Linked DNA regions of Homo sapiens: region 2 is linked to region 1. Evidence: read pairs that join two places in POLR2A ChIA-PET (ENCODE). Cell type or tissue: MCF 10A. All regions are shown on one strand. Each heading gives the region's core, and the rest is flanking DNA. Links, peaks and the distances in the headings are about the cores only.

Region 1 (15,939 bases), core at 5,799-8,298:
TTTATTCAAACCTTTGAGCCAAATTCCCTGAAGTTTATTGTTTAAGGACTAAAACACTTCAAACAAACTCCTCATGGCCTAAAGTTTTCTGGCTCACCAATGGTATTAAAGCAGCACTACATCCCAGGGTACCTGCACAGTGACTTGCTCTTCTTTCCACAAAACATAGCTTAGCTACTGCTGAATGTGTTTTAATAGGCAGGAGGAGTAAGTTCCTGTATAATTGCTTCCTGGGTGATGATGAAAGTTCCAAGTGAAGAAAAGACTGTGGCTAAAACAGAAATTGAAGATGAACTACAAAGATGTCCCATTATCAGGGTCATTGGGAGCCCTCTTGTTCAGCAATTAGGAATCAAGGAAGCCAACATTAGGTATGCTGGATGTGATCCCTATGCTAGGAGGCCTCCCACTTTCTATAAATTTCTGAATTATTTATTAAGAAATACTCTTAATGCAATATTAAACACTGTGTGTATTGGGGAGAATAAGTTTCTAGTTTCTCTTCTCACCACTCTCTCTCTTCCTTTGTGTGTGTGTGTGTGTGTGTGTGTGTGTGTGTGTGTGTGTGTGAGATAGGGTCTCACACTGTCACCCAGGATGGAATGCAGTGGTGAGATAGCGACTCACTGCAGCCTCTGCCTCCCGGGCTCAGGTGATTTCTCCCACCTCAGCCTCCTAAAGAGTTGGGACCACAGGCATTCACCACCACACCTCGCTAATTTTTTTTTTTTTTTTTTTTTTTTTTTTGTAGAGACAGGGTTTCGCCACTTTGCCCAGGCTGCTCTCGAACTCCTGGACTCAAGCAATCCACCCACCTAGGCTTCCCAAAGTGCTGGAATTACAGGCATGAGCCAACACGCCCAGCTCTTCTCACCATTCTCAAGCCCTCCTATATGACTAACACAGAATTGAAAAAAGCAGACACTGTCATTTCCAAATTTATGTATGTGGAAATCTGATCTGCTGAGAAATGAAATCTATCCAAGGGCATAGAACTAGTGATACTTTGTAAACATAACTGCAGAAAATCTGTGAGAAATATAGATTTAAAAAATATCTGTATCAGGATTACTATGCACTATAAAGAATCCTCACAGGTTTTTGTTGTAGTTGTTGTTGTTTGTTTGTTTTTTAAACAGCTTTTCTATATTCTTAAGATAAATTTGAGACACAACCTGTTATATACAGGGATGCAGGCACCACTGTATAATTTTAGGTTAAACATCATTCTCTTCCAAAACATATTTAAAAGAAATTAGATAATGCAATTAAAGTGTATACATATTCCATTTTAGTGATGTTATTTATTTTCCAAGAAGTTTACACATTTACTATTCTGTGATTTGGAACCTATTAAAAAGTATATTAAACGTAAATATTCTAGGAATCATTTTGGTGGCAGAAGAATATTTTAGACACAGCTAATTGAGAGCACAAATCATCCCACTTAAAACTGTGTTAAGTCTAACAAAATTGTAAATTAAATTGAGAACGAACCTGTGCTTTTCGGATCATCATTCTTCAAAAGAGATAAAGTTGGATAAGGACTCAATTTTTAAGGGAAGTTTTGGAAGTAACCAAAAGAACAAAATATCAAAACTTTATGGATGGACATTTCCTCATGGCAGAATTCTAATTCAAACCCACTAGAAATTAGACAATGTTGTTTGTTAGGCTAAAGGGTTGTATTTTTAATAATCTGGATATTTAATACCTTTTTATTCTCTCGGGTTCTCTAGAGGCAAGCCCTGACAGATACATGCACTTGATGGGGTGGTGGTCAGTTCTAGAGAGAGGAGCTAGAACCTCACCTTCTGCCTGTACAGCACTAGCACAGCTGGTTGATAAACAGGACCCCGGTGACTCTCAAATGTAAACCCTATCCCCTACTTCTCCCCTAAGTTCCAGGTTCATATATCTAATTGCCTGGTTTCTTGTTTCTTATCTACTAGAAATCTCAATATGGCCAAAGAGAAGGGTTCATCCTTTTCCAAATTCCAGCCCTCTCCCAACATTCTCTGTTTCAAAAAATGACATCATTACTCACCCAGTTGCTCAGGACCCAAACTGACAATATATGATTGTTTCCTCTGTTTTATTCACATCTCATATCCAAAACATCAGTAAACCCACTTGAAAATTTTATGTCAGATTTGACCAGTTCTCACCATTGCCTCTGTAATTGCTGGAGTCTTTGGTTACTTTCTCTCTATTCTTGCCTCATTTACAAAATAACTAGAAAGATCAGATAACTCCTTGCAACCCCAAAGTGAGCCCAAAATGCATACTCATTGCAAAATAATTACAAAATACAGTACTCCAAATTCTTACCAAGGTGTAGCAAAGATTTACTTGATGCTGATCAATCCCTTACCCTCTTTAGAAACATCTTGCTATTATTGTAATTTTACTTCTCCATTTACACTTCAGAGTCAAGTAACATCATAAAGCCATATTGTATTTTAATTGAAATGTCACTGAATTTGTGGGATTAATTCTGTAAAATAGAGACCTTTATGCTATAAACTTCCTGTCCATGTACATAGTATTATTTTCTCAATTATTCAGGTCTTTTGAAACATCTCCTAATACAATGTTATACATTCATCTATAGAGGTATTATACCTTTTTGCTATATTTATTTTCCATTTGATACCCCCTGGTACTGTCATAAATTCTGTCTTATAGTTGTATTTTGTAATCATTTCTGGCTCTTTGATAGAAATTCAACCACTTTCAGTATGTTAATATGATGCCCACCTACCCTATCCACGTTTCCTATTACTTTTTACAATTACTCTGAATATCTCTTGTAGTCCCTACATAAATAATCATATCTTCTGTAAATAATTATAGTGAAATGGCTGTTGTTGTCTGGGGTAGATATCGTGGTTCTTGGTCTCAGTTGAGAAAGAATTCAGGACACGGACATACATGAAGAGTGGGTTTAGGAGCAGAAAGTTTAAAAAAAGAAAGAAGAATATATACAGAAAAAGCTTCCTCATGCTGAGACAGTGGGTTGCCCAAAAGAGGGTCTCCGGTTTGCAGCAGAATGCAATCGGTTTTGTACAGAGGCTTGAGGAGGAGGTAATTGATTTACATAGGGCCCAGGAGATTGGTTTGACCAGGTGCGCCATTTACATAGCCCGTGAAAAGACTGGCTCTCGAACCCTTGTCTTTTATTATGCAAATATGGCTTCAACCTGGCTGGTTGCCATGATGCCAGTACATGTGGTTTTACCTGGAGGGTGTCATGACACCTGTACACGTGGTGACAAGGAAAAGAAGGCGGGAGATGCCACATTGATGGTACCTGGCTTCCAGGTACAGCTACTGCCATTCACATATAAAAGCTTCTAGTCTGCATATCTATACCTGACACTTCAGGCTGCTTTTTGTTAGAGAAGAAATGGTTTGGGGGCTGCTTTTTATTAAAGGAAATTTCCACAGAGTACTTTCACCCTTTCTGGCTGCCTAAAAATAATTTCTTAATAACCCCTGTACTAAAAGTTTCATGTTTTTTTTCCCAACCTCAAACATCTAGTTTTTTTTACTTTAACTACTGATAAATGGTAAATACAAGTATTATACTGGCACCCTGACTCATTTCCAATTTTATAGGCAATATTCCTAATACTTTTTTGTTTGAGATTACACTTAATCTTCATATTTCTTTTTTTATTTCTTTATCAGATTAAGGAAGCTCAATTCTTCCTTTACCAAGCGGTTTGCTTTGTCTGCCACTCCTCCCCTACTAATAATAAATTAATTTTATCAGGCACTTTTTCTCTATATCATTTGAAAATAAATTATTGTTATTTTTTCTAATATGTTAATATTGTGAATATATGAATTATTCAAATATTAATTATTCATGCTCCAAGATCAGTTTGTTTATCCATTCAATGAAATGTACTAAAATTTTGTGACCTAGAACATTATAGTGCTTTTAAAACATGCTTATAAATTCTTTGACACTTCACTTGTAAGTGTACCTTGGCAGGCCTTTGTGACTACCTTGGAGAATAGAACATAAAGGGCATAGTCTTTGTGACTTTCAAGATTACGTCATAATCATCAATACAACTTCTGACTGCCTCTGTTTGTCTCTGTGGACACAAACCTTTGGAACTTGAGCTATCAGGAAAGGAGTCCAGCTATTCTGAGCCTCCATGATAGAAATACAACATGGCAAGATTACATGGAGATAGAGATGCTTATAGAGTCATTATTGTTCCGGCTTACAGTTGTTGAATTTTCCCAATGCAAGTGCCACAAATGCTAAAGAGTAAGCCTTTATATGGTTCCAGCCCTAGGTACCAACTATAGCATCATGAGAGATAATAATAATAAAAGTATTGTTCTTTTAACCTTTGAAGTTGAGTGATTTAATATCCAGTGATAGATAATTGGGGGGAAAGTTACCATTTTTTTTTTGGTTAATATTTCAAGGAAACATGAGAACTTGAGAAATTGAAAGCACTACTATGTTCATATTATTAAACTTATTGATTGCATTGTTCAGAATATTTGTTACATTATGATATTTACATATTGTACATTTGTCTGAAGTTCATTTTATATGATATTAATAAAGTTACAAGTATTCTTTGCTATGATTTCCCTGTTTTTCTTATTTATTTATTTAATATATATTGTATATCAATATTTTTTCCTAATATCTTTCTCTTTTAACTTCTGAGTTTAGTCCATTTATACTCATTGTACATTCCTTAGTCCATTTATATTCAATTATTAATAATTTGAAACAAACTTATTACTTCAATATGTAAAATTTTTTCTTACTTAATTTTATCACATGTAAATGGATATTCACACTCTCTACTAATAAGAAAATAATTTTATAACAATGTAAGATTTCATGTTATACTCACATTCTCAACTCTCATTGTGATGACATCTTTGAGACCAGAAATTAGGAAACCAATAGCCTGTGTCAACCCTGGACTGCTGTAAGTTTTTGTAAAGGCTTATCAAAATAGCTATGATAATTTATTTAAAAATTGTCTATGATTACTTTCTTGTTACTGTGGCAGAGGTTGAGTAGTTTCAACAAAGACACTATAGTTGTTTTTAAAAACTGTTTATTTTAATAGATGAATAAAAGTTGTATATAGTCTATATGCTTGTTAAAACTTAAATATTTATCATCTGACTCTTCCTACAAAAAAAATTACTAATTTATTTTCTAGTCTATTTATTAAAGATACAGTTTCCCCCATGTGTGTTGGTTTATAAACTTTATTCAGTTATTTGAGCATCTTCAGTTCATATATCTCTGGCAGCATTTTTTAAATTTCTGTGTTATCTTAATTTAGTATTTTATAAAATATTTTTGACAGTTGCAATCTGATATTTGAATTTGGGTCTCTCTGCCCTAATCTCATGTCAAATTGTAATCCCCAGTATTGGGAGAGGGGCTTGGTGGGAGGTGATTGATCACAGGTGTGGATATCCCCTTTGGTGCTGTTTTCCTGATAGTGAGTTATGAGGTCGGGTTTGTAAAAGTGTGTAGCACCTCCCCCCAACTCTTTTTTCCTTTTTCTCTAGCCATGTAAGATGTGTCGCTTCCCCTTGGCCTTCCATCATGATTGAAAGTTCCCTGAGGCCTCCTCAGCTATACTTCCTATAACAGCCTGCAGAACTATCAGCCAATTAAAACTTTTTTTCTTTATAAATTACCCAGTCTTAGGTATTTCTTTATAGCAGTGCAAGAATGAACTAATACACAGTCTTCATGTGACAAGACTTCTGAGGCTTTATCTGGCTGTAAATATTTTTAACATGACTTCAATTGCAAGACCATGTGGCTTAACACATTCCTTCTTTTCCTTTAATTTGTTGAAAATAATTATCTGTTGATTTATTGTGTTCAATATTGTTATAAATTATTTTAGCCTTAATCTTACTGTTTTGCATGTGATATTTTTCTCTATAAAAAATTTTAACATGTGCATAATTTTTTTTAATATTCTTGAATTTCACGCTGAAGTATGTCTACGTGTGGGCATTTTCCTTATCACTTCCTTGGTTTTTGACAAGACATTTCAATCGGAGTTGCCTTTTATTTCTTAAGTATTAGTACTCTAAAAATGTAATTCAATTATTTATTTAAATGTTTCTTTTTCTTCATTTTAATTTTCCTCCATGCTTTTTTTTCTGTGAATCACATTCTTTGGATGAGAAAGTTTATATTTCTGTTTCTGTAGCTCTAAGTTTTCTTTTAATATATTCTTCACATTTTCTTTTGGAGAGATTTTGCGGAAGATATTCTCTCAAATTAATACATTTTGGCTGGGCTCAGTGGCTTATGCCTGTCATCCCAGCACTTTAGGAGGCTGAGACAGGTGTATCACTTGAGGTCAGGAGTTTAAGGTCAGCCTAGCCAATATGGTGAAACCCTGTCTCTACTAAAAATACAAAAAAAAAAAAAAAAAAATAGCCATGCCTGGTGGCACATGCCTATAATTTCAGCTACTTGGGAGGCTGAGATAGGAGAATCACTTGAACCCTGTAGGCAGAGGTCGCAGTGAGCTGAGATCTCACCACTGTACTCCAGCTTGGGTGACAGAGCTAGACTCCATCTCAAAAAAAGAAAAATTAACACATATTTTGGCCTCGCCTTTTTCTGAGACATTTCTCAGAAGATATTCCCTCAATTCAACATATGTTTTTAATATTTTGATCTATGATATTACATTTTTACATGTAAGATTTATCTTTTAATGTTTTTCTGTCCTTGCCTCATATTACTAACATCTAAAATTTTTAATTTAACATAGTTGAATATTTTTATCCATACGCTCTACTATTTTTATATTGACGAAATATTTAATTCAGAATGTTTATTTGCTTTTAAAATGGTTATTGTTCTAAATGTCTTGTTTTTGAGTATGCATTCATTTTCCTTAAGGAGTTTCATCTGTTTCGCGAGGTAATATTTATAAGGAAAACCAAAAAATACTGGATCAAGAAAGTCCCAAGTACTTAATGGGTTTGTAAGAGATGCCCTTTATGATAAAGAGCTTTAAGCACTAAGAAACTGCCATTATAAATTACCCCTCAAAGAACTACTCCCCTTCACTTCCCATCCCCCACTCCACCCATGAGGTAGCTGGGAGAGGAAACACTGTGTTGGACCTTGCCCTGTAATGTCCCGTACTGAAGAATTGGGAGCGTGGTTCTGAAAAGTAACAGGGCAAGGCTAATTAGTTCCTGCGTGTTTTCCTGGCTCCTCACGTTAATGGAGCTCAGCTGCTCTGACTTCATTATTTCTGAGCCCTCATCACCATCCCTTTAATATCCATATTTCTATCAATAGTTTATTGAAGTCAGCCTAGGCTTTTTATGTGTGATATGCCAAAACTCTTTCAACCTCTGTCAATTATCCTGCCCTAAAGTCACTTCTGCACATTTATGTATTTGTTGCAGCAGCACTGTACTTTTTGGTACCAACATGTGTATTAGTTTGCTAGGGCTGCCATGCCACAAGAACGCGAACTGTATAGATTGAACAAGTATCTCACAGGTCTGGGGGCTAAAATGTCTGAAATGTAGGTTTGAGCAGGGCTGGCTCCTTCAGAGGGCTGCAAAGGAAGGATCTGTTCCAGGCCTCTATCCTTAACTGGTAGATGGCCACCTTCAGGCTCACACGGTCATCTTTTTGTACCTATATTTGTGTCTCTGTTTTCAAATGTCTCATTTTTATAAGGATAACAGTCATGTTGGATTAGAGTACATCCTAATGACCTCATTTAAATGTTGTTACTTCTGTAAACTTCCTATTTCCAAATAAAGTAACTTTCTAAAGTACTAGAGGTTAGGATTTCATGAAATAAGTATTGAAAAGGCACAATTCAACCCATAACATACTACAATATGTAGGATAGAAAAAATGTGAATGGCTCTGTAAGTATCTACCTTTGACCCATCTGGTCTCGATTGTTAAGTTTGATGTTCTCAAGACTAATACATGTTACAAAGGTAGAAATACTATCTAGAGATAACTCCATTCAAATTTATCTTAAATCATGGAAAATATTTGTTTCAGGCACTATGCATAATAGTGTAGTTTTATCTATTTGATATTAGAAGTACCACTTGTATTCTGATTCAACACTCCCCTTAGCCTATATGTCCATGGTTGGGCAACAGCATCATATTCATCTTACAGCTCCTTAATGACTTTGGGTAAGGACATCTTCACACACTTTAGTCTGTGGAACTCAGGCTTTATCACATGCTGTTTAGTATATACACCTTTGGAATTATGAAATATACCTGAGCCTTCTAAATTACTCCCTACCTCTAATAATGATGAGGGCTGGATTATTTCATCTACAAGCCCATGACCATAATTTTTTTTACCATTGGATCACCCCATAAGAACATCAATAACTTTAATTCTTAGTTAATTTCTCATTTTTATTTCTAAAAAAAACCCTTTTCCTTCACTTTATTTCCTTTCTAATTCCATTTCAGAATTTCAGTTAGGTATAAAGTGTGCATAACTGCTGGAGTTGACTCCATCAAATACTGAAACCGGTGGTCTCACGAATACCAGAACAAAAAGCAAGCATATGTGAAATCAGAGCCTCACCTAGAAATTCAGTGTGTGACTGCCTTGGCTATGCATCATCAAAGTGTAGATTGGAAACATCTTTAAAAGCATTGAAGTAAAACAGAATGCAATGATATTAGCTAATTTTGTCACCATCAAAAGGCACTTGAGATGTGACTCTGCCACTCTTGTCAGGGAATAGATGAAATGTCGATCATACTATCCAAATCAGTGCCACTTATGGTACTACAGAAGAAAATGTTATCTCTGGGGGTGAATAGAATTTTCTTGAAATGAAAAGAAAACTGCTAAGGTTAGAATATTGACAAGAGAAATTCTGATTTCCATTAATGTTTCTTTTTCCCTGACTCTTAAAACATAACAAATTTTTTATTAAATTTTCTCAACTTCTGTATAAATCCAACCTAAAGCCAATATGTTCATAGTACTGTATTAAGACTTGGGATGTAACAATTAATGTAACTGTTTGCATTAAAATAAAAAAGTCAGATATACAAAAATTCTATGTTATTGTTTAAACAAAATAAATTTTCCTTTAAGTGAGAGTATTAAATTGGAGTACTACTGTTGTCAAGGATTGCAGAATAGTAATCTCCCTGGTATTTGAATAAGCATTTTAACTTCAGATAGTTGATTGGAAATTATAATTGAATTTGAACTGTAGTATTAGCTAATGACAAAGTTTATGATGCAGATATACTGTCATCCATTAAAAATATTTTGCATTGTAAAAGATCGAAAACATAAAGGCTTACTTGACAAATGTTCATTCAGAAGCATATGTTTTCAATAATGTGAACTTTTTACAGCAAAGTGTATGCTAATCATGTTTTTTTATAGAATTTAAAATAGTTTAACAGCATTTTGAGACAAATGACTTACAAAAATCTGTTGCTACCATGTTTAAATCATCTCATTAAAAAAAACAGGTCAAAATATACTGAATAGCCTTTTTCTTCTGGTGAAATATGGCAACTTAAGATAGCTTTCTCAATATTTTTATGTGTAAAATAGGAAAAAATAATGATATATATTTGAGGGGCTAGGGATAAAGAGTAAATTAATTAATATGTATGAGACAGTTATCTAGAATATAGTATGCACCTAATAAAAAATAATGTGTTTTGTCATTTATTTTCTAAAAATTAAAATGCCATCTTCTAAAATTAATTTATTCAAATTTCCAGACAAGATTTCTTTTTAATAAATCATGCTGCAATACTCAACCACATAGGACACTGTGTGTGTATGTGTGTGTGTGTGTGTGTGTGTGTGTATGTATGTATGTTGTGGTGTGTATATACTGTGTGGGAGTGGGTGTGATATGATGTATGTATGTGTATGTTTTAAATGTTAGTAGAAAGAAGTTGATTCATTAAAGTAAATCACTGTCCAGGTTTGATACAAACTTATAGGTTGGATTTAGAATAAGACCTTTGTAAACAATATTTACTATGTTGAGTCCACAAGAAATCATGAGAACCAAAGGCAGATTTTAAAAGGTAGAGTCAAAAAGCAAACAGTAAATAGAGAATGGGTCAGCATCAGAGATGCAAAGAAACAGAAAGGCGTCAAAAAGCTAAGGCAAGGACAATAATATAAAGTAAAAATTAGTCTAAAACCTATCTTGGGTTGAGTTCCTCAAAAAACAAATGCTGTGGCCGGGAGCAGTGGCTCAAGCCTGTAATCCCAGCACTTTGGGAGGCCGAGGTGGGCGGATCACAAGGTCAGGAGATCGAGACTGTCCTGGCTAACATGGTGAAATCCCATCTTTACCAAAAATACACACAAAAAATTAGCTGGGCGTAGTGGAGGGCACCTGTAGTCCCAGCTACTTGGAGGCTGAGGCCGGGGAATGGCATGAACCCGGGCAGGGGAGCTTGCAGTGAGCCAAGAGGGGAGTGAAGGAAGCTGGATTGGCAAGAGGGAGAATTGATCTGTGATACAGTTGCAACAAGGGTTGCAGCCTTTCCCACTACTGGCATGACCCTTCCGAGTGGGACCACATGAAGACAAGCAAAGACAGCCTTTATACTTCCTTACAATTGACCAGTCATTGGGTACAGGCTGCCCATCAAAAGGGGCCATGGCCTTGGATAAGGCAATTGTCTTCAGCTGAGCTCAATTTTAGGAGTGGCACCAATACAGAAGATGGGGGAATGAGCACCTCAGATTTGAAATGGGGATGGGTGGGCATGCAACAACATCCACTGCACCATGAAGACAAATTTTGAAGCATAATTTTGTTAGCCTCTGGTTTTGAGGAGAGAAGGGAATTGCAACGAGAAGTCAGGAAAAGAGTTGGAAGATCAGATAAAATTATACTCAATATATATTTTTCAGTTTTCTTCATAAAAGTAAAATTTGACCAAATAATGTGGAAATGGCCGGGATTCAGAAACTCCCTTTTTTGATTATAGAATCATACAATATTATCAGTATTATGAGTGGAATTTGTCAATGAAGACGTATTAATTAAACTGCTTTGAATTATATTTCTTGTGTGCACAGCTGTTTCCAATTACACGATTATAGCTTACAATGCCAACAATAGAAATCATGTTTTTTTAGCACCCATGGGAGAATACAGCATACTATAGAACTATAAAAATAAGACCTAATACGGCAAGAGGATGGGAAGCACAATGAGGACTACAGACCAATCATTGAGGGAATTCATGCAGAACTATGCCCTCTGGCATGATGCTTATTGTAAATGGTATGACTTGTCTCAGAGCTCTCTTTTTGTCAAGCAGATCTTTAAATTAACGATGGGTCAACTTTAGAAGCATTCAATTACAGAGTAGTCAACATAGATATGTCTTTCCTTATAATATTGGCCCACAGCTTTCAAATAAGGTGTCCCAAGATCACTAATTATGTCACATATAAAGTTCAGTGGAGCACCATCACTCTTGCTTTCAATCATTCTTCCTTGGTCTTATAGACTTAGAGCCAAGGAGAATAACTTGCAGCCCATAAACCAGAAGAGCTCAAGATTTAGCCCTCAGGCCTTGCACTCAGACACATTTGAGTTTAAATCCAAGGTTTTTTTGTTTTTGTTTTAACATAGTCACTATGATTTTTAACAGTTAGATAAGGAAATAAAATAATATGCATCAAAAATTCATTAGTAGAGATATTGCTTCAGCCTATTAATTGGTAAGCTACCATTTATTGGAAACTTCCTATGTGACGGAACTGTTCTATTTATATATTTATTAACTAATGCAATACTCAAGTCACATTCATGCAGCCAGTACTATTATTATGCCCATTTTATAGATGAATAATTAAGGCTTAAAGAGATTATGTAAATTACACAAAGTGACTCTGCTACTATGTGGCAGGGCCAGGATTATCAATTAGTAATACTTAATAATAACTGATGGTAATGACAAACAAATGTTAGATGCTGTGTTCATTCATCTATAGTACTGCTAATTCTACTTCTGCTACCATCACTGCCATTACCAGTAGTACATAGTGTTAAGGTACTAAGAGAAAGTACAATCTGGCTATAGAATTATTTTATTATGTCTACTTCTGGTTGAAATGTTGGTTCCTTATGGTGACATTTAGCTAAAAATTGTCTACTTTGTGATTTTTTCAGGTTTAAGTTATTTGCATATTTGCCATACAATTTTGCAACTTAAAATCTCCAATATATTACTTATAGAAAGTATTACTCTATCCACTGTAGATGTGAAAAAGACTGAAGCACAATGGCAGGAAAATAAATAGGCAGCATCTGAAATTTGAGGTGTAGAAGGACTGAAATTAAAGCTCTGAGCTCTGAGCTGAGATTTTGTCCACTGAGTTTATTATGAAGGACAAGAGAATTAACAATCTTAAGTCTCTCTCTTTCTCTCTGTCTCTCTTTCTCTGAATCAGATGGGCAGATTTCCACCCCATTTGGACAGTGTATTTGTGATGGTATGACTAAAATATAGGCTATGTGGAGTAAACATTTCACCTTTAGAGCCTTGTGTGCTCCCCTTTTGATAAGTTGTCATGCACAAGAATAGCTAAATCTCAGGAAAAAGAGGGATCACATGATTGACAATGTACAGTCATCAAAGAAAGCACAGAGCCATATAAAATATGGGATCCAGTTTGAACCACAAGACCAGCCACTTCTAAAAACATACTCTGACTTGCCATTCAGCTGCTTCTCACACAGCCAACTCTAGGTAATGGGTTCCAGGGTGAACAGCTATCGGAAATCAATACTCAACAATGGTTAACAATTCTCTCCATCAACAAATAGAAAATAAATTACAATGGGCATTTCATCAAACCAATTTTCTCCAGTTCAGTTCAAAACATAATTTGCTGATCCAGAGTAACTTAGTTTGGCTAAGTCAATTTTTAGGATAAAGGGAAGTAAAGGAAAAAGGAGAAGGCATTTTTGAAGGTAAACTCAATGTGTTGGGAAGAGAAGAGCTCTGGATCTGGAAGCCAGACTTGCTATTTTGAATGATGCTGCTGGAACTCAATTCCTCATGCTACTTTGGTCAAATCGCTTCAATTATTTAGCATGTCTTCTTTTTGTGTAAATTAAAGAGCTTGAATGTAGCAGCCAATGCATGGATCTCTTCACAAGTGAATACCAAAGACGTTTTCAAATTGTATACTTGCGTTGCACCCAATACCCTGTGAAGAAATGATCTAGTCATCTGTAGAGTTTTCTGAACCTGACTTATTCACCCACCAACTTCATGATTTTTGTACATTGATGTAAACTATCTTTTACTTATTTTTTTCTTTATATGGGTTCATAAGTGTATTTATATTTCATTAAAATCAAATTAAGTCAGCATTATAATTAGTATGCAAGGTCAAAATTGACTTAAGCAGAAACATAACTATAAAACCATAAATTCCACAAAAGCAAAACATTATTGTTAAACTCAAGTTAGATTACTTGTTTAGAGATGTGAGCCTAAAATTTATTCTTCCTTCGTATTATATAAAATAAGGGAATATCAAAATGGTTAAAAAGTTACTATTACAAGCATATTAAGATTTTTTGTGGGCTAGTTAGTGGCAAATTAAAAGGAAAAAAAGACAAAAGTTTCACTGATACAATTTTGTTTAAAACAATGTCTGTTTAGATACCACCAAAAACAGTCTCAAGTCCTAGTGATACGTGTACTAAATGTGAAAAAATCTGCATTTCATTATCCAGGAGATGTCTGTCAAATGTTCTATCAGGAAAAAGAGTAAACTCACTTGAATCACAACTAAGCTATGCCTTCAAGGAACTTACGAACTATGAAGTAGAGAAGAAGAAACACATCAGTAACTACAGAGCCAGAATGAAACTATTAAGTACCCTTGGAGCAAAAGGGCGAAATCCTCATCCAACCAGATGGGGCTGTCTTGTCTTTTCTTTCTTTTTTTTTTTTTTGTGAACACTATAGTGGGTCATAGGACCTCTCAAGTAGCTATTATTGCTTTCTGGAAGTACACTACAATAATTTATTTTCAGAACAAGAAAAGTTCACTTTTTCCAAATTAATTTTCAGTGTCTTCAGTTCTGAGAATGTCTTCTCATCGTCACCATTCCAATGCCTTCTACCTTGTATAAATTATTACTACCTGGTATTTTCTTACCTCCTTATTCAGAAATGTTCTTATTTTTTTCACTATCAGGCTGTTCATTCCAAAGAGAATCACCCTGTCTGATTTGTTCTCACTGGGTCAATCATGTGCTGGAGCTGGCTTGTATGAGCTCATGAGAGCGAACTGTTAAACTTTTGGGAATTTTGTGTGCTGGCTGACATCACACCAGTAGATTAAAATCAGTCATTTTAGGTGGTATTAAGCTACAAGCATCAACAAAAGCTACAAATATGTTTTTCCTGGAGAACTGTTTGTTAAACACTTACCAGCACACCACTTGCTGTGTCTCAGTGTCTAGAAACGTGATTGCAACGTGGAAAGGCCCAAACAATGTTGATTGGATAAGTGAATGCATGTGTGAATAGTTTTCATCTGGAATTGTAGTAAGCTGACTACCCTTAGAAAGCCTCATGGACGTTTCCTAAGGAGAGGCAAACAGGCTGATCAGTCGATTTATCTATCATCTAGATATCTATATCTATCTAACATACAAAAGTATTAACCAGTGTTAGTCAATTTTTCTAAGGGCTTGAATAGACAATATCATTCAGCAATATTGCGACAATGTTTCATATTGACATAGACAATGTCATTCAGCAATATCGCAACAATATTTCATATTGATGGTCTGACTGTTCAATACACTTGCATGTTAAAGAAAATCTTTTGACACATTCACCAGCCCTAGTGGGTTCGGGTGTGTGTGTGTGTGTGTGTGTGTGTGTGTGTTTAACTTACTTCTTGTCTATAAACAGTACGCCATCAATTGCTTTAGGATTTGAAAATGTTCACTAATTGGGAAACAGACTTAATCACTGCATATTGAGGGGAGCCATATTCAGAAGAGAGTTTGTCACTTAACAAGTACAAGCTAAAGATAAATATCATATATGTATTGCAGCTTATAAATAGATATCTAGCATAATGTTCAAACACAGCAATATTTGAATCATTGAGTATGAGTTAAAAATCAATTATGTGGCTTGGGACAAATTACTTAAACCCTACATTTCAGATTTCTCATCTATAAATTTGGAAAATATTACACACCTTACTGCCAATTTTAATAATTAAATAATTATGAAGTGTTTGGCCAAGTACTTATAATATATTAACATATTAGTCAATTTCTCCAAAGAAGCAGAATGAATAGGATGTATATGTATAAAGAGAAAGAGATTTATTATAAGATATTGGCTAACATAATGTAGATGCTGTAAAGTCCCAAGATAGGCAGTCAGTAAGCTGGAGGGCCAGGAAATCTGATGGTATAGTTCAGTCTGAGTTCAAAAGGCTGAGAACCAGGAAAAACATTGGCATGGTTCCAGTCCAAAGATGGGCAGATTCAACACCCAGAAAGAGACAATGGTTCAGTTTGAGTCTGAAGGCAGGAAAACAAATAAACAACAACAACAAAACAGCAAAAAAACCCCACAGATGTCCCAGCTGAAAGGTAGTCAGGCAGAGGAGTTCCTTCTTACTAGTGATGAAGGTCGGTCTTTTTGTTATATTGAAGTTTTTGACTAATTGGATGAGGTCCACTGCGTTAGAGGGGTTAATCTTCTTTACTTAGTCTACTGACTCAAATGTTCTTCTTATCCAGAGTTACTCTCACAGACACATTCAATGTCTAACCAAATATATGAGCACCTCATGGCCCAGTCAACTGACACATAAAACTAACCATCACAGTTCAGTTTCCAATATAT
Region 2 (15,939 bases), core at 6,391-8,890, 290 kb before region 1:
TTAATCTATGTAAAGTAACACAACAGTTCTGCCACATAAAATTTAGCTATAAAGATCATTACTAGTACTGAAAATTAAGGTTTTTTTGGTGTGTTCTTTGTTTTTTTACTACAAGTATAATATACAGGTAATTTCCACACCCCCAAATATGAATTAGCAGATCTATTCAGGCCAAAAATAAAATATTTTTTGAACAAGAAGGCAGGAACTTCCCTACCTATTTTAAAAACCTATGAGCATGTCCCATATTTTGCTAATAAGGAGAATGATGGCAGCCTGGCTTCTCACCTACACTGGTTTTAGTGGCTTGTCCTTATTTCTGCATAAATATGCTTTCTCACAGATAAAACTACCTTTAAGAATTCCTGACAAGGGATAGGACAAGAAAATGATGCAGGAGAGCTTACAGGTATTGTTACCAACAAGGTATATTGATATGATTGTTTTTCCATTATGCCTGAATCCTAAGTCCCGTACTCAGCTGTTTAATAAGTCCAATAGTGTTTACCTCCTTCATACTTTTTAATCTTCTGCCTTCTCCATCTATATTCTTGTCCGTGATTTTGAAAAATGCCTCCTTACTGACCTTCCTATTCTTCCTCCTCTCTGTCTAAGCCATGGTGCCCACGGTCTAAACATCAGGGTGATATTTCTAAGACACACACCGAACCACATCAATGCTTAAATCTTCAATTGTTTACCCTATGCTCACATTATGACATGATAAGGCTCCTGATGCCAGCTGCTGTCTGTCATTCTTGCCTCAGATATCTCCATGCACAGCTGGTGTGATCAGATATATAGAACAATTTAGGGTTTTTCAAACACTTCAAACACATGGGATGCAGGGATTGGAAGACCAGCTCTGGTTTCAGGTCTTCCACATTCTAGTATCTGAGAAAGTTTAATTACCAGAAACACTGGAGAATAATATATACCACATGTGTGTTACTCCGGGGAGTGCAATGATATAAATAAAACAGAATAGTACATCACACATCTATGATTAGTGAAAAAAAAGTATAGGCAGTAGTAGCTAATACTTGATAAGGTGTGAAAGATCTCTTCATTTTTCCTTGTCTCTCTGACCATTTAGAATTTCTAGTACTTGTTATTTTTCAGAATGTCAGTTACATGGCTGTTAAAAAAATAAGAACAAGAAAAAAAAAAAGAAGCTGGTTACTTGTTTGTGCACGTTAGCACAGAAGTACAATAGAACGTTGGATATTTTTAGATGAGGAATTTAATAGATTATTTAACACATTGCATTGGAATTTGTTGTTCTCAGCAAGTAATTAAATATGGAATAGGACATTAAGTAACCTGAATGAATGTTTGTTCGTGAGTCTACAAAAATATGGTTTCTGTATATTGTATGAATGGGAGCCTTTATAAAACCAATACACACATATGCAAATCACTCACATCAAAACATTTTATAACCTGCTTTATATTTAATTTTGCAAAAATCTTTCCCTCCCAACAAATCAGGAACTCTCACTATTTTTATCTCTGCAGTATCTACATCATCTGACATTTTTATTTGTTCACTCAGGCACTTTGAAAATGCTTGGTGAATTGATCTGTTTACTGATTATCAAAAAACCACAGAACTGGGAACAACGTGAATAAAATGGCCCTAAATCCTGAAATCCCTACATATACAAAGTATGTGTGATTAAACCAGGAATTTAGAAGTAAAAATCTCTGAGCTATTTTATTCTGGCCAGAATAATGTCCCTTGCACCCATCTTAGTGGCATACCGTTTCCATATCTTAACCTTCTTTACATGCTCACAACAAGGCATCGCTTGTCATTTTCCTCCAGAAAGCAGAAGTGCATTTTAATGGCAGAAGCAATTATAGAAAGTAAACAAATATAGTCATTATTAAACATTTATTAAGGTCCCACTGGGTAGGAGTCACTGATGCATTTAAAAAATAACTTCCTCACCATAACACTTGCACTGTAACCTCGCTTACTTTGCTTTTAATTTTTTAATGTGTATAAAAAATTATAATCGTTAAGTTTCTGCAGTTCCCGTGGTGGTCAGAGCACAGGGAAAGAAAAAGACCAAAGTAATATTCTATTAGTCTTAAGAACGGATCCTCTGTAGCGGTCATGTATATCAGGCTTCTTCTGACTTTGTGGTGATGGAATGCAAACCTGAGATATCTAGGGATTTGGAGTGGAGGCTTATATTAACTGTTTAGTGTAGGAGAGGTGGACAGTTATTGCTCCACTAGTAAAAATTCCTATTGGCATAATGAGTACAGTGTTGTTATGACCACTATATATCTAAGTACTTTCAGAAAATATCTGTTTGTGTCTGTCCTGGTCCATTGAGAGCTACACCTGCCCACTCTGTGTGGTTCTTCAGAGACTCTTGTATGCTTTTTCTTGCATGCACATTGTCTTGCATGATTTGTCTGTTGACAGAGATGGGTACAAATGGTGAATACCTGACTCAAGCAGTTTTTCCATGAAATTAGGAACAGATATGGGAATACAAGGTTGTTGTTTTTTTCCTCCTATGTCATAAATTTGAGGATATGGGTTTGTTGCTGGCAACAACCATCTTTCCAGCTATAGGAAGATGCTATACATGAAGCAGAAAAGAATCAGTCTGTTAGGTAACTAAAAGTAGGGACACAGAGAACAACAAAAGGGAAGAAAAGATGTGAGAGGGGAGAGAGGGTGGCAAAAAAGAATGAGAAGAGGATGAGGATGATATCTTTGCATCTGCTGAGTGCATATACACCTACAATCTTCCCAGTTATAGGAGTCAATAAACTAGCTTTCTTGCTTAGGCTTGACTTTGCTTTCTGTTGGTCATATCCAAGAATCTCAATGCATATAGGCTTCAAAGGTTTTAACTGACAAAAGTGTTAAGATTCTACATCATTATGATTTATCAAAAAATGCTAAAATAAGTGCCAGGTACTAAGCAACTGAGTTGAATTATATTTCTTCACCCCATGCATTGATTCTCACTACTATCATTACCATGTTATAGATGAAAACACAGAATTAAAAAATGGTGAAGTGACTTGCTGAGTGATAGACACTCAGCTATGAAGAGATAACATTGTCAAAATTAGGATTCATTTGCGTAAGAAAAACCCAAGTGTTGGGTTCAGTTCTTGAAACTCTCTGACTTACAGCAGCTACTTCCCAGTCAAGAGGATTTGCCTATTTCCTTCCCTTCTCCATGGCAGACATACATTTCTTACCTTAAAAGAGTTGGACTCGGACATATGATCTGCTTTGGCCAATGGAATGTGATTGAGCATAACATATGCCACATCGAGGAGGAGATTTTTAAATGTGTGTGTGTGTGTGTGTGCGTCTGTGTGTGTGTGTGTCTGTGTGTGTCTGTGTGTGTCTGTGTTTTGACTTGCTTCTTTCATATCTGCCTTCTTCCACGGGAAGAGTGCACACTAAACACATTCTGTTTTTGCAGCCTAAGTATTGGAATTAGAAACACAGGGAGAAGACTGGCACCCAAGCACAAACTACCTGCAGATTTATTAGTAAATGCTTGTCATGATAAGTCACTTAGATTTTTAGGGGGATATTTGTTACATGGCATTGCTTTTTTTTTTTTTTTTTCTGAGACAGCATCTTGCTCTGTCACCCAGGCTGGAGTGCAGTGCCATGATCTTGGCTCACTGCAGCCTCTGCCTCCTGGATTCAGGCAATTCTCCTGCCTCAGCCTCCCGAGTAGCTGGGACTACAGGTGCCCGCCACCACAGCTGGCTAATTTTTTGTGTTTTTAGTACCGATGGAGTTTCACCATGTTGGCCAGGATGGTCTCAATCTCCTGACCTCGTGATCTGCCTTCCTTGGCCTCCCAAAGTGCAGAAATTCCAGACATGAGCCCCCACATCCTGCCCCCATGGCATTGTTTAAGCAAAAGTTGAACCATACAAACCTGAAAAATTTTGAAAGAAACCACAGTTGGCTTCATTCAAAGTATATTTGTATGTGCCTACTTTGAGGCAGATGCTATTCTAGTTATTAAGAAATAGATCAGTGAACAACAAAAAAAGTCTGTATTCTCATGGAGTTTACATTTGTGTGTGTGTGTGTGTGTATACACTATATACACATGTATATAATCTTATATATGTATACACCCACAATCTTATATATATGCAATCTTATATCTGTAATCAAACATGCTGCAGGATGATTGTTTTCTGTAACATTTTCACAAAAGTCATCATTTAAGGTAACGTCTAAATAGAGAACTGAAGGCTATGAGGGAGCCAGTCGTGCTAACCAACGGGGGAGAAGTGTTCTAGGCAGAAAGAACAAAAATCAGTCCTGAAAGAGTCCTCAGGCTGACTGAGAGGGGAGTGTGTTCTAGAGATGGGTTCTCAGGACTTTGTGCGACCAATTTTCTTTTTCTTTTTCTTTTTTCTTTTCTTTTCTTTTTTTTTTTGAGGTGGAATCTCACCCTGTCGTCCAGGCTGGAGTGCAGTGGCACGATCTTGGCTCACTGCAACCTCGGCCGCTCGGGTTCAAGCGATTCTCCTGTCTCAGCCTCCTGGATAGCTGGGATTACAGGCACCCGCCACCATACTCAGCTAATTTTTGTATTTTTTAGTAGAGGCGGGGTTTTGCCATGTTGGCCAGGGTGGTCTTGTATTCCTGACCTCATTGATCTGCCTGCCTCTGCCTCCTACAGGTGTGAGCCACCACCTCCGGTTGTGCAACCAAATTTCTATGAGTTTTCCTTGCCTCATCAACTCTACAGATGGAAGGATTGAGGACTATAGTGTACTACTCAAAATTGTTCACAATTAAATGTGTATAATGATGAATATGGCTGTAGGATAATGACTTTAGCAAATACTTTTGTTATCTTCACTGTACTCTGAATTTCTTAGGTCATTTATGTAGGAGACTGTAGAGTAAATTAGTAGACAAATTACTTAGCAGTTCATGGCCAGGTAGATGGGGCATAGATTGTTTGATTGGTCTTGGGTCAATCTACCGTGATTACTGTTCACATGAGAAAAACGTAACAAATAGACAACCCCCTAAAAGAACATTGCTTTAATTGTTATTTCGTCATCATTTTGTGATTTATCCTTTTATGTCCTTTAGCTCACTGAAACTAATGAGATGCACTTACATGAATTATTTTTGTTTATAATCAAGTAACCAAGGCTCATTGAGACCCAGAGTCTAATCCAAGATGTCACAGTGATTGACACATGGAGTGTGTGAACCCTGGTTTTCACTAAGAATGCGCCATTAACACTTGTGTTATCAAATACAGCATCTTCTTTACTAATCCTAGTCACAGAATTCTCATTAATGATGTTTTAGTCTTTCTTTTTCACCTTTTCCCTCTTCATTGCCTTTTACTCTAATTTCTGCCCCCCCCGCCCCCCCAAAAAATTCTTCATCCTCCATTCTGTCCCTATCGATTTTATTGCAAATGAATCCCTTCCTTCTAGGCTATTTCATGACAGCTATTTAAGAACTTCATATAAGGAAGGAAAGAAACAATTTTAAAGAGTTTTTATTCTTGTGGTTTTTAAATAATACAGCTAGTAACCAGGAAACATCTCCCAGAGACTTGGCTGGGTCAAATTCCAGGGAGATTTATGTTTGCATTACTTGCTGAAGATATTCACTGGTCCTCTCTACTAGTCCCTCTCCATAGGGCTCTTCCATAGGGCTCCGTCCTGTTGGGTGTACACTTTTAATTGAGGTCAGGTTTGGTAACATGAATTGTTTTGGCTATTAAATCTAAGCAGAAGTGACATGCACCACATTTGGGCAGAAGGTTCAAGAACCATCATGAGGTTCTACTATTGCTTTTTCTCTCTACTATCAGGTAATAATATCCCAGGTAGAGGGTTAGCCTTGACTCTGGAATGAAGAAGAAGACATTTGGTGCAGAGTGGCATGCAACCACAACGTGTAGCATGAATGAGAGACAATATTCTGGTTGCAAACCATTGAGATCGGAGGGTTTTTGTTCTGCCAGCAAAACCCAGCTCATTAATACAAATAGTAAGGGCATTTTTCAGGGTCTTGCATGCTTTCTTACGCATTACATTAATATCATTTGGGCCCCATATCAATATTCTAAGCAAGTCAGATTTGTTAGTATTCCCATTTTAGATATAGAGAAGCTGAAGCTTACATGGATTACTAAAAACAAAAAATATTCTCATTCAGGAAATGGAAAAAATAGTCTTAGTGAAGTTCTCTTGATTCCTCTTTTATCTCTCTGTCCTTAATCATATCCTGCTACAAAAATGAGCTAAGTCCAGGCAGTTCCTGGACTCTTTGGAAGCTACATTAAACCATTTGGGATACTAAGTGCACTTACTATGAGAAAGACATGAATTATTGAACATTATCCGAGTGACCTGGAAAGTTCATGCAAAGGGCTTTTCTTATACCATGCTGCAATTTATGCACCCAAGAGGCCGCCTTTCAAAGTAGTGTTAGGCATGGTGCATCTTGTGTTGCAGAAATGGAAAGGGTTCCTTTCAGCTGTCAGCCCAGTGACAAATGGGACCAGCTGTGTCAAAAGCTGGGGAGTGGAGGGCAGTTCAGCAAATTCCTATTTACAGAGAAACAGCAGAGTCAGAGAGATGATAGAAGTGGGCCCTGAACTGAGTCAAACAGGGACAAGCCCAGTTTTGGGTGGAGGAACATTTGAGAATAGGGTACTGGGAAATAGAGAAAAACCAAGCTGGGGTGGGACAGAGAAATGTACTACCAAGGAAATTGAGAGGTATCTATTCCAAATCTAGAGTACAGGGACCAGAGATTGTAATCACCAACCCCACAGACATGATTATGACTCTTTAAGCTTAAATTTGATGGTAAGAAAATTGGACTGAGTATTTGGATTTAAGATGTTTTAGTTAAGCTATAATTCTGCTTTTTGCTTTTTATAAAAGCTAATTTTTTTTACTGTCTTAATGTTACCTCAGACAACCACTTCTCTTTTGCTCTCTGAAATGAGATACTATATGAATTCTTGCCAGAAATATCAAGTTAATGCCCAAGCCAGCTCTATGTTCTGATTTATCTTCCACGTTGACTCAGAGTAACAGAGCCATACATTAAGGAACAAAGCTCGCTGCTGGGGTATTTATAACCTTGTCTTTTAAAACATTTGGCAGACGTTCAGACCCTCCATATGTTCACAGTATTAAACTTCACCATAAAAGGAATGGAAGAGTTACATTTGAAGAAAGCTGGTATTGTATGGTCTGAAAGTCTGGCAGTTTAAAAAAAAATAATCAAGTCCAACTTGAAATAACAGACGCTCTGTGATCCTGCTGAAAGTTTAAATCCCAAACAACAGAGTCCTGCTCTCCCTAACACTGAAGATGTCATATTTCAGGAGCATTTTCAGTGACTCAGAGTAGACACATTGAGCTTCTGAGCCTGGTTTAATAAGGATACATTCCTGAGTGATGAGGACTAGAAAGAAAAGCTATGGGGTGAGAGCACAACAGTCCAGCCCCAGTGTGCACTACTACTTCCCTCCAACATCATGAAAGCCTTGCAGGAATAGGGAAGTCTTCTAGCGGGTCAAGCTCCTTCCAGTGGGTACACAAGCAAATCTACGGGGATATGGGCTGGACATGCTGGAACCTATATTTATATTCATGGATATACATGGAATTTACATCCATTTATCCAAAAATATGTTTTTTTTCTGATGTTTAGTCATTAATTGAAACTGGCACCATTAGTCTATCCATGTTTAAGTGAGTTGCAGATCTTGAACAATCTTTGATGCATCCTCGAAAAAGGCGAAAGTTCCCTAGCTCACTAGTTTAACAATCATTCTACTGCTTTTGCTGTGAAGTCCTGATGTTTAGAGCTGCTCAGTTAAGTGAATTTATGGATTATATAATGTGAGTTTGATTAAATTAACTAATTTAAAAAGAAGTGAATTTTATAAATACATGGAAAGAGAATATGGATCGAAAGTAATACTAATAAGACATGCAAAATGGAGCCGTAGACAAGAAAAGAAACTGCTCTTTCTGAGTATGAGCCTTCATCAGCCACAATTCAAGTTAACGTAACAACCACCTAGGCTGAATTATAATGAATTAGATAAACTCCAAAATGGACTAATTGCAATGTAGTACTCTGAATTGGATTCCGGAACAGAAAAAGGGCATTGGTGGAAAAACTAGTGAAATCCAAATAAAATTTATAGTTTAGTGAGTAGTATTGCATGGATGTTAATTTCATAGTTTCAACAAATGGTTACATAAGTATTTAACATTAATGGGAACTGGGTGATGGCTATACAGGAACAGTCTACGCTATCTTTTAAACTTTTTCATAAACTTAAAATTATTTCAAAAATAAAAAGCTTATTAAAAGAATTTAAGGTGAATTGAGAACAAATAATTATAGAATAAACTGAAAATCCTGGCAATGAAGAAAAAAATGCCAATTAACTATAAAAAAAACTTGAGATGATAATGGAAGAAAGCCACTTTAAAGACATATTTTCATTTCCTACATCCATAATAAACCTTATCCTAAGTATATAGTTATTAATTCATGAAGAAATAAAAATAACTTCTTTTTGAAAGAAACATGCTATGGAGAAAAGATTTTGCGAATGTTTCCATTGCTGTATGATTTTCTTGCTAAAAATGATTTACCTTACCTAAAGATGTATTAATGCACAAAATAATTTAAAATAAATAGGGGTTCATAATTTAAGAAAAAATAGAGTTTAGCTCTCATTGATTTATAGACCTGGACAATTCTGTTTATTGAAATAGGATTCACTCTTCTAAGGAAGCATTATGATTTGGTGATGAGGAGGAGAAAAGGCCAATTGAATCAGTATGAAATGTAACTGACTGCATTACCAGCTCTTTCTTCATTAAGCAAGTAACTTTTCCTCCAAACCTTGTTTTAAAATTATGATTGTCCACAATATCACTGAGTTGCCGCATTGTTTTTAGGAACTTTTCTCAAAATTTGGAAAAAGGTGTTATGACTAAGACATGTTCATAGTACTATAACTATATCTAGGAATTCATTGCAGGGGATAACCAGATATCCACCCTTTTATAATAAGGGTATTTATAATAGCATAGTTTACAATACCAGAAAAAATGTGGAAGTGACTTAAATGCCCCCAAAATAAGTGATGATCCATCAATTTGACTGAATATTATTTAATCCTTATAATCTGGTTCCAAATATTCTATAAAGAAGTGGAAACATATTCAGCACCTTTTTTTCTTCAAAATTACTAATGTGTCTATACAAGGTGAATTTAGTACATGAAAACTAACAAACAAAAAACCTACCTGAACGTGAACTTCTCCTAAGCCAGAATTTTCTCATTCATAAAATGGAGATAAATGTATACTGTTATACTGCCGTCTCATAGGCTATTGTGAGAACTGTACGAGGTTAATGCCTGCAAAGTGCTTAGAAGGGCAGTCTGGCCCAGCCTTTTGCCCATAACAAATGCATGTTGAGTGAAGATAATGATAATAGCCTTTTGAAAACCTCAGTGGAGTCTGAACTCATAAATGGATTATGGGTATGTTATTTCAGCTTAAAAACTATCGCTGGTCAGTACTTTCAGGAAAGACTTGCTTTTAAAGTGGATAAGGCATCCCCAAGATTTAGGTGATTCTTCCCATGAGGTACTTCAAAAACAATGCCTGCCACTGAAACCCTACACCAAAATGTCTGCCACTTGGGTGCACCTAGTTCAAGTTCCCCCAGAGCCACCTGACTCTGGCAAGTTGAGCTGCATTTGTGGAGAGAATTAAAGAGTAAAATTATTTCTTCCCCTATTTTCACGTAGCCTTCTGTCATCTCTCTCACCTCCTCCTTCCTTCCCTTGCCTCTTTCTCCTTCTTCTTCTCATCCTAATTACAAGTGCCCTATGTCTGTCTTGTCATCTCTCTCTTGGTCTGTTATAGTAACATTCGTGTTTATATCCTATGTCTAGTCTATTTATGCTCCAGTCACTGTCAAGCCTCTCTACTTACTGTCAAATGCCTCTTCCAAATTCAAATCTGAGAACTTCAGTTCTTGTTTGAAAAACTTTTTTTGGTTTCCTATTTTTCTCAGAGTTAAATTGATCGGCACAGCATAAACATTTATCTATCACTGAGGGCCAGGTGCAGTGGCTCATGCCTGTAATCTCAGCACTTTGGGACGCTGAGGCAGGTGGATAACTTGAGGTCAGGAGTTTGAGACCAGCCTGGCCTACATGGCGAAATGCTGTCTCAACTAAAAATACAAAAATTAGCTGAATATGGCGACATACACTATAATCCCAGCTACTCGGGAGGCTGAGGCATGAGAATTGCTTGAGCCTGGGAGGCAGAAGTTGCAATGAGCCAAGATTCCACCACTGCACTCCAGACCTGGGTGGCAGAGTGAGAGTTTTTCAAAACAAACAAAAAAATCCCTCTCGTTTAACTTCAACATGCTTCTCAGATGCATTTCAAACCAACCTTGCCAGCTGACATTTTGCTATTCTAGCACAGAAAAACTTGCTCTTTTTTTTTTTTTTTTTCTTGAGACAGAATCTCACTCTGTCACTCAGGCTGCAATGCAGTGACATGATCTTGGCTCACTGCAACCTCCGCCTCCCGGGTTAAAGTGATTCTCCAGCCTCAACCTCCTGAGTAGCTGGGATTACAGGTATGCATTACCATGCTTGGCTAATTTTTACATTTTTTTAGTAGAGATGGGGTTTCACCATGTTGGCCAGGCTGGTCTCGAACTCCTGACCTTGTCAAGTGATCTGCCCGCCTCAGCCTCCCAAAATGCTGGGATTACAGGCATGAGTCACAGAGCCGGGCCTTTTTTTCTTTTTCTTTTTTTTTTTTTTCTAAGTCTCTTGGCTGAAGAACATGGTGATCCTGTCTCTGGAAAATATTAACCCTGTTTGCCTACCTGGTTGACCTCTTGTTTCATCTTCTATTGCAGAGATGTGTTCTCCTCCAGGAATCTTTCTTTCTCCTTATCTAGAAAGATGATTTTTCTTTCCTTTTTACCATGACTGCACTTTGCATTATCTTATTACGTGGTCTTACAAGTGATTGCTTTACGTGTGTCTCCAGCCCTGGATTGTGAGCCTCTTGAAGCGTTCACTATTATTTATCTATAGCTTCTGGCTAAGGGTATTTCATACAGAGTAGGCCCACAGTAAATGGTTGATGATTTGATCAACCAATACTTTTTGAATGTCTACTATCTTTTGAAGAATCTTACCATTAAAATGCATAAGAAGTACCTCTAGGCCAGATTCAGTGGCACACACCTGTAATCCCAGCATTTTGTGAGGCTAAGATGGGCGGATTGCTTAAGCACAGGAGTTTGAGACCAGCACGGGAAACACGGCGAGACCCTCTCTCTACAAAAAATGCAAAAATTATCTGGGCATGGTGGTGCATGCCTGTAGTCCCAATTACTAAGGAGGCTGAAGTGGGAGGATTGCTTGAATCTGGGAGTTGGAGGTTACAGTGAACCATGCTTGCACCACTGCACTACAGCCTGGGTGACAGAGTGAGAACCTGTCTCTCTAGAAGGTCCCAGATAAAATGCAAATAAGTTACTTAAGTAGCACTTACCATATTAGTGAGGCATATCTATCAAGTTAGAATTTTATTTGTGAGTTTACCTATGGAATATAGATGTATTACTGGTACAGATAGATTCAGATATTTAAAAAGTCATCAAAACTTTCTTTTGTGTTTTCTCTGATTGACTTCATTCTTAGGTGAACCCTCCCTGTATATTGGCACATTGGAACAATGGGCCTTACAAACTTATATCCTCCTAGATAGCAAGCCCTGAGAAAGTCCTCACTGTCTGACAAATAATGAATACAAAAATGATAGGTGTGATTCTTAGTTGGTCAAACTTGGGCATGTATAAATCCCTAAATGAATCAATGTCCTACTCTGATTTACTAGGCTGGGGTCAAACACAAATACAATTTATGGAATGAGAGAAGAGGGGTGGTTTTCTAAAGATATTTTAATATTAAAATAGAAGAGAGAGAAACAGACAGTCATTATATTGGACAAACAAAACAATAGTTTCACATCACAGAGAGGTTAACAAAAAAAGAAAAAAAGAAAAGGAAGGAAAGAAAGAAAGAGAAAGAAAGAAAGAAAGAAAAAAGAAAGAAAAGAAATTCTTTTAACACTATAAATTCATAAAAGGTTTTCTTTTTTCTATCTGTCAAAACCCTTCACATGCCATCTCAACTATAATTTGTTTTGTGAAGTTTTATCCCAAATTCCTGGGAAGAGCATGTCATTTTTACCTCTGTGTTTCCTAGCTCTTTGAATGTACTTCCATTTTTTCAAATGCCATTTTGTACTGCAATTGTTTGCTTACCACATCTTCTCCAATGCACTGTACCTTTCTCAAGGGAGGACCACTCAGTATCTTCTTCTTGTGTGTCCTCACATTGAACACATAGGAAACATCTTTAGAAATGTTTACTGATTGCAGGCAGGGCTATAAAAGAAGATGCAAACTGAGAGAAAGGGTAGGAACAGTTCAAGACATAAGATATCCAGGAACTTTCTGTCTACCTCATGAGATTGAGGCCATTAATAGAGAAAATGGATGCCCACTATCTCCTACTACCCCACAGTTTTACAGTATAGAATGCAGACTGGGTGTGGTGGCTCACGCCTATAATCCCACCACTTTGGGAGGCCGAGGCAGCAGGATCAGCTGAGGTCAGGAGTTTGAGACCAGCCTGACCAACATGGAGAAACCCCTTCTCTACTAAAAATACAAAATTATCTGGGCATGGTGGCACATGCCTGTAATCCCGGCTACTCGGGAGGCTGAGGCAGGAGAATCACTTGAACCCGGGAGGCGGAGGCTGCGGTGAGCAGAGGTCATGCCATTGCACTCCAGCCTGGGCAACAAGAGTGAGACTCCATCTAAAAAAAAAAAAAAAAAACAATGCACTGGCTATAATTCAGACAAATAAGATCAAATCTTATTGATGGAAACTCTTATTGGCCAGGGAAGCTATTTAAATTTTCACAGCCTCCAGTCCATCACATGTAAAATAGGGATTAAAACATCCATAAACAGAGCAACTTAAAAATAAAACTTAAAAGTATATTTGAAAGGAAACAGTGTCAGGCCTTCGATCTGTGTTAGTTTTGCTTGCCTTCCATGCATCTTCTTTACCTCATTACCCTTTATTTAGTGACATCTGTCCCTTGAAAGCCCCTTTAAAAATATGCAGCCAAATGCTAGGCTAACTTCTTTTCTAAGCCAGGCTATAATTTCATTACATTGTTTTATTTGAATTCTCTATTTTGACTTTCTGAGCATCCCTGTGATTTGCTTCTGATGCAGTAACAGCATTCTTTTGTTTGTTCAACCTGTAAATTTGAAAATTTCTCCTGAACCTGTCTTCTCAGCAGGTTTCCTCCACTTTGCTGGAAACAGAAGTTGGTGACTGTTCTGAGTGCAGAATGCTGGAATGAAATTAGACACCAGTCCATGCAGATATCTCAGACATGGGAAGAGTTTGGGTAATGATGCACCCAGGGAATATGTACCACCCACTATATTGCTAGAATTACTGCAGATGACAGAAACCCACATCTAGACAGTAACAGACAAAAATGAGCTCTATGGGCTAACGTGATTTTTAAAATTCAGTGTGATAAAACCATTTTATTTCTTTTTTGTTCCCAACACCTCTCTTCTTCCTTTCTTATTCCCCTCCATCCTTTGCCTCTTTTATTAGCTTTGTTTATTCAGAATGCCTGTATGAGTAGAAAAAAAATATAAATGGAGTTGGTAGCTCCTTGCTTTCAATATTCTTGCAGCTTTTTAATCTCAGGAAGAGAACTCCCTCTTCTTCTCCTCTCCCTCATTCCTGCTCCCCTTTTTCTCCCTGTCTCCCACTTCTCTCAGCTTTCTGTATTAAATCTTATAGAAGAGCTATGATTGGCCTTGCTTGGGTCAATGTCTGCCCCTAGATCAATTCTGTTGCATACAGAAGGAAGGAATGAAGTGACATGATTGACCAGGCCTGGGTCAATGGCCTTTCTTTGCTGCCAAAGGCTCTATGACAGACAGATCTATTGGAATTCCATGGCATGAGGGAGGACACTGGAGAGAGACATTTATCAGACGTCCACTTACCAATGAGAAAGCTCAGTGTCCTTGGTGAGGTCACCATACTCATGGGGATTTTTGCATAACTGTGTTAAGCAATTCAGACCTCTGACAATTTGAGATCTTTCGAGACATTCTTCTACTCCAACACAATCCAGCAGCAGTCATGGGATGGATCTCTTCATGAGAAGGGTGGCTTTGCCTAAGATAATGCTATAAGGAAGCCTGAGACTTCATAAAAAAATCTTAGTTATTATTATTATTATTATTTTTGAGACAGAGTTTTGCTCTTGTTGCCCAGGTTGGAGTGCAATGGCACAATCTTGGCTTACCGCAACCTCCACCTCCTGGGTTCAAGCAATTCTCCTGCCTCAGCCTTCTGAGTAGCTGGGATTACGGGCATGTGCCCCCACGCACGGCTAATTTTGTATTTTTAGTAGAGATGGGGTTTTTCCATGCTGGTCAGGCTGGTCTCAAACTCCCGACCTCAGGTGATCCACCCTCCTCGGCCTCCCAAAGTGCTGGGATTACAGGCATGAGCCACTGTGCCAAGCCAATTCATGTTTATTTTTACTAATGTATAGACTTTAATTTTTTAGAGCAATAGTAGGGTTACAGAAAAATTAAGTGGAAAGTACAGACAATTCCCATATGCCATCTCAGTCCCTTCCATCCCCAACAGTTTCCCCTATTATTAACATCTTGCATGACATAGTGCATTGGTTACAATTGCTGAGTCGATATTATTGTATAATATTATTAACTAAATCTGTAGTTTACATTGGGGTTCACTCTTTTTGTTGTATATTCAATGGGTTTTGACAAATACAGGATGATGTGTATCTACCACCATGGTATCATAGATTTCACTGCCCTAAAAATCCTCTGTGTTCCACCTGTTCATACCTCCTTCCTCCACCCCCAAGGCCCTGGCACTGATCTTATTACTGTCTCCGAAGTTCTGCCTTTTCTCAAATGTCATGTAGTTGAAATTATACAGCATGTAGCCTTTTCAGATTGATTTTAGTTAGTAATAGTATTTAATATTTCTCCAAGTCTTTTGGTAGCTTGATAGCTCATTTTTTATTATCATTGAGTGATATTCCATTTTATGGCTATACTACAGTTTGTTCACTTACTGTAGGACATCTTGGTTACTTTTTTATTTTGACAATTGGAAATAAAGCTACTATACAAATTTTTACACAGGTTTTTGCATGGCTATTAGCTTGCAACTCATTTGGGTAAATACCTAGAAACATGACTGCTTGATTACATGGTAAATGTATGTTTACTTTTGTAAAAAAACTGTTATACTATCTTTCAAAGTAGATGTAATATTTTGCATTCCCAATGGCAGTGAAAGAGAGTTTCTTTTGCTCCACATTCCTTCACCATTTGATGTTGTCAGCGTTTTCTATTTTAGCCATTCTAATAGGTGTATAATTGTGAAGACATTTTATTCCAAGTTTTGTCTGTTTTCATTCCCTGTGACTCTGAATGACTAGCTTATCACTTTCTTCGGTGAGACACAATTATTACCTGTGACCTGGCTAAATGGATTCTTCATCCTCATCCCAAATAGTACATCTTGCAACAAGGTAATGTACAACCCTGGACCTCATTACATTCTTATTGCCCCAAAATATCTTATGGGGGCCTTGGAATCTTCATATTTTGCAAGCTCCCTCAGTGATTTTTGGGAACATGGGATGCTATTGTGACCTTTGTTTCAAATCATTCAGCCTCATTTCTTGTCCATGGGCTTTCCTGGGAGAGCCCTA

Evidence for each region. ChIA-PET counts read pairs that join two places held together with the same protein. Peaks named below come from ENCODE experiments on the same cell type or tissue, not always from the same donor. Only the 100,000 strongest peaks of a DNase experiment are listed, where the experiment ranks them.
Region 2: POLR2A ChIA-PET joins it to region 1 with 5 read pairs; 2 of 35 experiments call an interaction of 5 or more read pairs at or near these places.

The regions. Positions count from the first base shown.
Region 1 is chr16:64,568,028-64,583,966 of GRCh38, reverse strand. No RefSeq gene overlaps it. Among named protein-coding and RNA genes, the nearest start is that of CDH11, 550 kb to the left of the region's middle. In MCF 10A, for the core only: no CTCF peak of the experiment used is centred there; no DNase peak of the experiment used is centred there.
Region 2 is chr16:64,855,889-64,871,827 of GRCh38, reverse strand. No RefSeq gene overlaps it. Among named protein-coding and RNA genes, the nearest start is that of CDH11, 260 kb to the left of the region's middle. In MCF 10A, for the core only: no CTCF peak of the experiment used is centred there; a DNase peak (open chromatin) is centred at 7,417.